Linked DNA regions of Homo sapiens: region 2 is linked to region 1. Evidence: chromatin contacts called from ENCODE Hi-C or POLR2A ChIA-PET data. All regions are on one chromosome and are shown on one strand. Each heading gives the region's core, a stretch centred on a gene start or an enhancer-like site at or near the end of the contact. The rest is flanking DNA. Distances are from core to core; before and after follow the strand shown.

Region 1 (4,221 bases), core at 792-3,291:
GAAAAACATCCAGAGTTTAGCGAAGTATAGTAGAAAAAGCCCTGAATCAGAAATTAGGAGACATAACTTTTACATATGTACAGGCATAACTAGTTATGTGAAATTGGGCAGGTCACAAAGCTCCAGTTTCCTCTTCTGAACGCAGTCATTCCTTTATGCATTTATTTATTCATTCAACAATCATTTATTGAATTATTTGCAATAAATGACTTAACTGCTGCCTTCAAAAAACCCACAGTCTAGTGAGAGAGAAAGACAAACTCAAGATATTAACACAGTGTGAAAGGCATGATAATAGAGGAAATCCCAGGGAGCTGCTGTAGGACCCATGGGATTAGAGCGGAGACAGAGAGCATGGGATTAAACTGTGCAAGGGAGGTGGAGTCTGAGCTGAGTCTGGTTGGGCAAAATAACTTGGCCATGGAGAAGGTGAGGTAGGGAGTTGTAGTCAAAAGCAAGAGAAAGTCCCTTGCAATGCTTGTTGAAGCTTTTCCCTCTTCTCCCTACTTAGGCTTTGCCTTGGCTCCCAATCCCTCCAAACCTATAGTGGTGTCCCTAAGGGAGAGTCTTATCACCCCTGTGGCCATGGCAAGTGGCCTAGTAGAAGGTAGTGTAACAACCCAGCAGAGAGCTCAGGCACCTGCCTCCACCACTAACCCTGCAATCTGGGCACCATATTCCTGTCTGCAAAAAGGGAGTCACATTTGGTTTCTCCTGCTGGGTTACCGTGGGGATGTGAGTGCTCAGCATAGTCCTTAGCCCATGAAAACTATCCAAGTGGTTGCATCAAAATTGGGGAATACTTTGGAAATTATTCATCTCATTTCTTTTTTGTCTCTTTGAGAACATGACATCACCTCTAGTTGGCCCAGGACCTCCATCTGCCTGAGGGTGGGAGAATGGAGCAGAGATTAGAAGTGTCTCAAAGTCACACAGGGAGGCCAACATAATTTTCAGTTTCTAACGTGCAAAATAGGATTAGGCAGCAGGAGGTTAGCTTTGAAATACAGAATATTCTCTTGAGGTGAAATTACAAGTTTTTTTATTTCCCTGTCTTGAGTATTCTCCCACCAACACCTTCGTGACAGTCTTCAGAAGAAAGATAAAGGCAATTGAGTGCATCTGATGAGAAGAAGCAAGGCAGTCATCATTATTTACATCTACGTGAGACAAATAAAAAGAGTTTAATGATTTCAGTCACTAAGGGCTAGGGGCCTCATTCAGAAGACAGTGGTTTTTGACCCCAAGACCTGCCCTTGTCACTATATTTTTCAATAGCACATGTTTGGAAAATGACTGCTTTAAAAATGTATATATCCTCCCAGGTTGAAAATAACTTCATGCTTCTTAGTAATTTTGGAGAGGTACAAAGCAATCCCAATAATTTGAAAGCATCACAGACTCTTTTAGAGAAGTTTTTGGAGTGCTTTCAATGGTTGAGCCCATAAACATGTCCACTGATTTACATTTTAAAAATGAAAGAGTGTTGTATTAAAATATTTGGATTCTGGTCACATAGTAAGGCTATTGTGCTTCCAGGGGTTAGCACAGGATCAGACTTGGTTACTGGAAGTATCAAAATTTGCAAATTATCCTTCAAATGAAAATTATTCAGTTCTTCAGGTTTTTTGCTTATGACTGGTGCATGTTTGCTGGTTGTGAAAGTGGAAACAGATACAGGATTTGCTCCCAGTCTGAGCATCTGGAGTTGAGTGGCAGGGAAGCTAATAAGGCATCTCACTGCATTCTTCCCTTTTCTTCCTGGATGGATGACATGTGTTAATGTTCATGTAAATCCTTGCCCCACTTCACTCTAAGAGCTGAAGCAACCACTTAAAAGTCTTTTGTCTGTTTGTTTTTCTTTTTTCTTTTCCTATTTCTAAGTAATAGACTCATACTGCTAGTTTTGATTGTTTAGCATTTGTGACTTCCTATGGTGAAAGAATAAAGACTTAGTCATTTCATGCCCTGTTCCCAACCCCACCTTCATCCTCCCAAGAGAGTCATATTATAGTTTTTGTTATTGTTCAGTGTTTGTATTATCATGACCAGAAGTATTTTTCACAGCAATACCGCATTTCCTTTTGTGGTTGTCATTAGTGCTCACTGACAGATATTTTGTTCTTAACTTTTAAGGTACATAGCAGGACTTGCTTTCCTGCTCCCTTTGAATTAGGTAAAGTCATGTGACTAGGTCTAGCCAATGAGCTCCAGGCCAGAGCATGTAATTACTGGTGTGAAACTTACCAGAGCTCTCTTTCTGTCTGGTATTGCTAACTACCAATATTCAAGAAATTTATGAGTGATGCTAGCATAATGGTGGATTGGAAGATCCAGACCCTCCTTTTACCCATGCACACACTGATTTAATAATAATACATGGGGCAACTTCCTTTCTGAGAAGCCCAGAAACAAATAACAAGAAGTTCCTGCATCTGAGATGGGCATGAGACCAGCTGCATAAAAGTCAGTAGGAACATTCAGGGCACTTTTCTTGGCCTTGTTCTTCCCTTCAGTACAGCACAAAACAAATGGGTAAAAAAACCCAAAACTCCTGGCTTCTTCCTTAGGAGGTAAGGAATTGAAGCGTGTGTCTAAAGGTCCAGCTTTCTGAGTGGCTGCCTGAGGGACTGGTTTCTGTTTGCCTGAATGTAAGCACTGGCAGGAAGAAGCACGAGGCTGGTAGGGACACTGAAAATAAAGGCAACAGTTTGGACTAGTATATACTCATTTACAATAGCCCCTCCTCCTGGCTCAGCAGAGAATGAGTGGGTGAAAACTCTCAAATGGTAATTTCTCCCTGGGGAAAGAAATTGTTGGAGCACGGCATTTTGCAGAGCTGCCTGAAGTACTGATTTCTGTCTCATCCAATTCAGGGTGCTGATGGGACCTAACATACTCTAGATTCCTGGTGACTACTGAAAAAAAAAAAAGCTGGAGCACATGCTGCTGCTACAGAAGACCCAGAGTACAGCAGGTAGACACCAGAGGAAGTAAGAGATTATGAGCATATGAAGATAGAAACAAGCAAATTCTTCTAATTAGAAATTTACACACACTCGCCAAGAGAAAATACATCCATAGAAAATTTGAGAGACCTCCAGATTTTCTACCTGTGCTAATTGGCGAAGGTCTTTCCCTGCATGAAGCCAGTCTGTGAATAATGGGAAAGGTGCCTGTTCCTTTGGATTTGCAGATATCAACTCCAAGCTACAGAAACATAAAGAAACTGGAAAATATAGCCTAATCAAAGAAACAGAATAAATCTACAGAAATTGGCCCTAAATAAGTGTAGGTATACAAAACACCAAACAAAGAATTCAAAATAACCATCATAATAATATTCAGTGAGCTCAAGAAAACAGTGTTTGAACAAAATTTGGATCTCAACAAATAAATAAAAAATATGAGAAACAAACAGAAATTTTGGAGCTAAAGAATGTAAGTGAACTAAAAAATTCATTAGAGAAGTTCAACAGTAGACGTCATCAAGCCGAAGAATAAGCTAACTCAAAGACAGATCATTTGAAATTACCCAGTCAGAGGAGCAAGAAGAAAAAAAGAATACAAAAGAGTAAAGAAAGTCTAAGGGACTTATGGAACACCATCAAGTAAACAAGGCTATGCATTATGTGAGTCTCAGAAGAGAAGGAAAAATGAGCACAAGGCTTATTTAAAAAAATAGTGGCCAGAACTTTTTAAAAATTGAGAAGGAAAAGGCACATCCAGATTTAAGAAGCCCAGTGGTCTCCAAATAGGATAAATTAAAAGAAGTCCATACAGAGTAATATAATAATCAAATGATCAAAAGTCAGAGACAAAGAGGGAGTTCTGAAGGCCTCAAGAGAATGCATAAAAGAAAACTCCATAAGATATCAGGGGATTGGGATGTACATTCAAAGTGCTGAAAGTAAAAATTTGCCAACTAAAAATACTATATCTGGCTTAATGGTTCTTCAAAAATGAAGGAAAGATAAAACTTTTCCAGATAAACAAAGCCAAGGGAGGCCATCACAACTAGACCAGCCTTACAAGAAATGATAAAGGAGGTCCTTCAAATTAAAATGAAAGATTGAATGGCAGCACAAAAGCATATGAAAGTATAAAGTTTGCTGATAAAATTGAATATATAGATAAATACAGAATACTATGATACTGCAATGATGGTGCATAAATCATTTTAAATGCAGGTATAGGAGTTAAAACAAAGTATTCAAAATA
Region 2 (4,221 bases), core at 661-3,160, 240 kb after region 1:
ACTCTTCCCTTTGACTTAGTGAGTTTGGGGTCCCAAGATCTATTTTCCTTTCACAGAAGGAAGTCAATACTGAGAGAAAAGAGAATATATCACAATTCTATTTTTACTTTAAGAAACGGCAAAACTTCATCAGTGCTGTTATGCTCTATGTGGGATTGTGGTTACCCTTAACAAATAGTGACTGGTAGGAGTATGAAAATGTCTTCTGCGGGTGCTTGTTTCTTAACCTCTTTGCTGGTTACATGGTGAATTTCCATTGGTGAAAATGCATCTAGTTGCCCACTTAGGATATGGGTGCTTTTCTAAATGTATATTATACTTGTGAAAATTCTCAGAATCAAAATGGAGTCACTTGTGACAAACCCTAATAAAATGGAGTTGGGAGGCCTTGAAGAGAGGGTCTTCATGCATATTTCCCTGATAGCAAGAACGATCACAGAGAATGGACAAACCACACCTTGCAGTTAAGGTCATTCTTATGAGAGCACCTTTCCAATAACAGCCAGTCCTAACTGAAACCTTTTAAGTAGCCATATATATATATATATACATATACACACATAATACTTTAAGTTCTAAGTCAGTGTCACTTCTGTGAAGACCCTCTCCTAAAAATGGCCAGTACACACATCACTGCCTGTGATAAGCCTCTGTAGACAATGAACTTTTGCTTCAAAGCAACCTGCATATACTTCCCCTCTTTGCCTTTAAAAGTTTCCCTAGCCTCAACTTCCCCAGATGCATCTATAGTTTGCTATAGCACATGTATTCCAAATTATAATTCCTCTGCCATTTCTCAGTAAACTAATTTCTTTACAGAACCACTCTGCCTGTTGTTATTTTAGGTTGACACACTTCAATAAAAAGCTTAAACAAGGTGTGCGGAACTGCTGTGTGCCTCAACCTTGGTGGTGGTCAAAGAAATCTACCTATGTGATAAAGTTGCATGGAACTAAATACCCACACACACAACAGAGAGCACATAAAACTGGAGAAATCTGAGGAAGTGGGTACATTGAAAATAACTTTTTTCCTCCATTCTTCATGAGTTCTTAGCCGGAACTCCCTGTGATGGAAGACAGATTAACAAGAGAAAAACAAACAAGTTTGGAACCGCCTTTGCAAAATTATGACTGAGACAATGAAGGAGATCTAACCTAACTGACTCCATCTTACTTCTAACCTTTAAGCTGTCCTTGTTCCTTCCTGGGCTTAGGCTGAACTAACTTTGGTAGGAACTTGGTTTATAGTTTAAAACAAAGACAAAAACAGCCCTTTCCTAGAACAAACCTTCTTGCCTGGGGACTAGACTGCCTCTGTAGGAATAACAAATTAGCCACAAGATTAGAAATTAAGGTTTAGGAGTCATGCAGCTGGAGGCTACAAGATTCTGACCCTCCCTAAACTGCTCCTGAGATCAGGGCTTGAGATATTTTGCAGACCCAGCACTTGATGGACCAGCTGGCCCCGCCCAGATCGATGAACTGGTTTATCCGATCTTGTGGCCCCCACCCAGGAACCGACTCAGTGCAAGGGGACAGCTTCAATTTCCCATGATTTCATCTCCTACCTAACCAATCAGCACTCTTGGCTCACTGGCTTCCCCCCACCCACCAAGTTGCCCTTAAAAATTCTGATCCCCAAATGCCCTGGGAGACTGATTTGAGTAATAATAAAACTCCAGTCTCCCGCACAGCCGCCTCTGCGTGAATTACTCTTTCTCTATTGCAATTCCCCTGTCTTGATAAATCAACTCTGTCTAGGCAGCAGGCAAGGTGAACCCACTGGGTGGTTACAAGTTTAATAACACAAATACCTCCTGTATATGTAAGAGATACCCAGAGAGATGAGTAAATTAGAGTAGATCTCAAAGAGTTGTCTTCAGGCTTAAATGCCATTACTCGCTGAAACATAGGAGGATGTGGGCAAAGTTCTGGTTAAGGTGAGATGGCCAGGAAGAGCACCATAAACCCAGGGTAAGGTTTGTTATCAAATTTAAGTCTTCTCCATTGATTAGAGTCTCTAGTGATTTAGTCATCCTCCTCTTCCTGGTGCACAGAGGGAGACGCCCTTACAAATAGAGATTTCCTTTATAGACATCAATTTCCTTACAAAAGGAACTCTGCTTTCAAAGCTTTTCCTGTGCCTGCCTTTTCCCAAAATAATCAGCACAAAATAATCCTTATGCCAAAGAGGCATGTTTTGGGGAGATATGCCCTGAGCCCCATCATTGTCATTGTCAATTTCATGGTTGTTATGCTGTATTAAAATTATGCAAGATGCCAGACGTGGTGGCTCACACCTGTAATCCCAGCATTTTGAGAGGCTAAGGCAGGTGGATCACCTGAAGTCAGGAGTTCGAGACAGCTTGACCAACACGTTGAAACCCCGTCTCTACTAAAAATACAAAAAAAAATTAGCCAGACATGGTGGTGGGTGCCTGTAATCCCAGCTACTCCGGAGGCTGAGGCAGGATAATCCCTTGAGCCTGGGAGGTGGAGGTTGGAGTGAGCCGAGATTGCGACGTTGCACTCCAGCCCGGGTGACAAAGTGAGACTCTGTCTCAAAAAAAAAAAAAAAAAAAAAAAAAAAGGCAACATGTTACCATTTGGGTAACAACTGGGGTCTCTCTATTTGTTTCTTACAACTGCATGTAAACCTACAATTATCTAAAAATGAAGTTTTTTTTTAAGTGTGTGTATATGTCTAGAAAAGACCTTGAAAAGGTGTTAAGTCATGACATTGGCAGTGGATAAGTATAAGATGATGAATAGGATTAGGCAGAGAAACGAAAGGTGAGTCTTGCTCAGTGTATTTATGTATCCTTGAATCTTTTTCTATAAGAATGTATTCATATGTCATGTTGTGTATTTTAAGAAAAAAAGACAATTTCTTTACTCTCCCCACCCCCAAAAAAATTGATTTCCAACTCTCCCAGACCAACTGAGTTGTTCAGGCATAAATTAATAAAACACATTTTCACCCCAAGGTCAAACATACAGTGGCCCTTATGGGCACTGATTGGTTATATAAAGTAGTTAAGTTGGTGATAATTACACTAGCATAGAAGCTTTAGGAAGCCTCTGGACCTGCTGCAAAAATAGCCACCAAATTCTGAAGTGGCTGAAGGTCCTTTCAAATCCCAGTCGCCTCCTGCTGCATGATCAGAGTGTCCCAGCATGATCCTATCTGCCTCAGTGCCTGAGGAATGGTAAGCAAGCCATGGGAATTCTGTATGAACCCCAGAGAGAGCACCTGCCAGGGAAACTGTGTGACTGATTAGGCCAAGGAGAATCAGAGTTCATTTTTGCATGGCCCTTTGCCCAAACCTCCCAGGCAAAAGTTTAGTGCTTACAAAATGAATATTTACTTTGAAACCATATGGAGCACCAGGTGTAAGAAAGCATGTATCTATTATTTTACCTCACTCCCTCTATGGCTCAAATACGGTCTTTATTTTTCACTGAATGATGACAGCTCTTTAGAGCAGCACTAAAGTCTCCCACTCAGGTATAACTAAAAAAAATTATTTTTCTGAATTTTTACACCTATGTTATTTGGTGCACAGATTATTTTGTGTGTTGTAGCTCAGCCATTAATGGCTTTTTAATCTATCTGTAAAGTGACTCTGTGTCCTGGTTTATGTTTTCTGCCTAAAACCCTTTGTCTCATTAATTGCATATTAATTTTGCAATGTCTGTCTTTTTCTCATTATTGTTATTATCATTTTTGGTCCAGGGTTTTTAAAAGTTTAATTCTCTATTTCTCTTTGAGTGGGTTTCTTATAGAAAACTAGTTAATGATTTTTAATAGAGTACAAATTATGGAATTCAATAAGAGGATTAAAGCACTTTTACTGCCATGGTATTTTGCTAGATCTTTTCTAATCTTGTATATATTTTCTCATTCTGCCTTCCCCACTTTTCCTCTGTTTTTTGTTGTTGTTGTAAACTCTGTGCTTTATTTTTATTTACTTCTTTAAGAACTTGGAATTAAAAAATCTTATTTTAGTTTTACCAGTATTTATAGCTTTTACAAAAAAAAAATCGAAGCTGTGTTTACAAATGTTTATGGTGAAATAACAGCCAAATATATTTTTCTTTTTTATGGAAGATGAGAATTTTAAAGCTTTGACTTATTACTCTAACATCATCCGATCTTCTATAATTTTATCTGAGATTGTAACCACACCTTATCATTATGATTTAAGTATGATTTTAA

The links. Hi-C counts contacts between places; a loop is a spot of excess contacts on that map. ChIA-PET counts read pairs that join two places held with the same protein, here RNA polymerase II (POLR2A). Pooled maps may share reads with other maps.
Region 2: a loop to region 1 is called in a pooled map, with 5 times the contacts of the local background. The contact joins two enhancer-like sites. A Hi-C loop is called at or near these places in 5 of 50 pooled maps. POLR2A ChIA-PET finds 5 or more read pairs at or near these places in 3 of 52 experiments (T-cell, activated naive CD4-positive, alpha-beta T cell and naive thymus-derived CD8-positive, alpha-beta T cell).

What each region holds. Positions count from the first base shown.
Region 1 is chr2:234,030,595-234,034,815 of GRCh38, forward strand. No RefSeq gene overlaps it. Among named protein-coding and RNA genes, the nearest start is that of SPP2, 18 kb to the right of the region's middle. Within about 2 kb of position 2,042, at least 2 of the 41 ENCODE cell types and tissues checked have a DNase peak (open chromatin) inside an H3K27ac peak, as active enhancers do.
Region 2 is chr2:234,272,466-234,276,686 of GRCh38, forward strand. No RefSeq gene overlaps it. Among named protein-coding and RNA genes, the nearest start is that of LINC01891, 180 kb to the right of the region's middle. Within about 2 kb of position 1,911, at least 2 of the 41 ENCODE cell types and tissues checked have a DNase peak (open chromatin) inside an H3K27ac peak, as active enhancers do.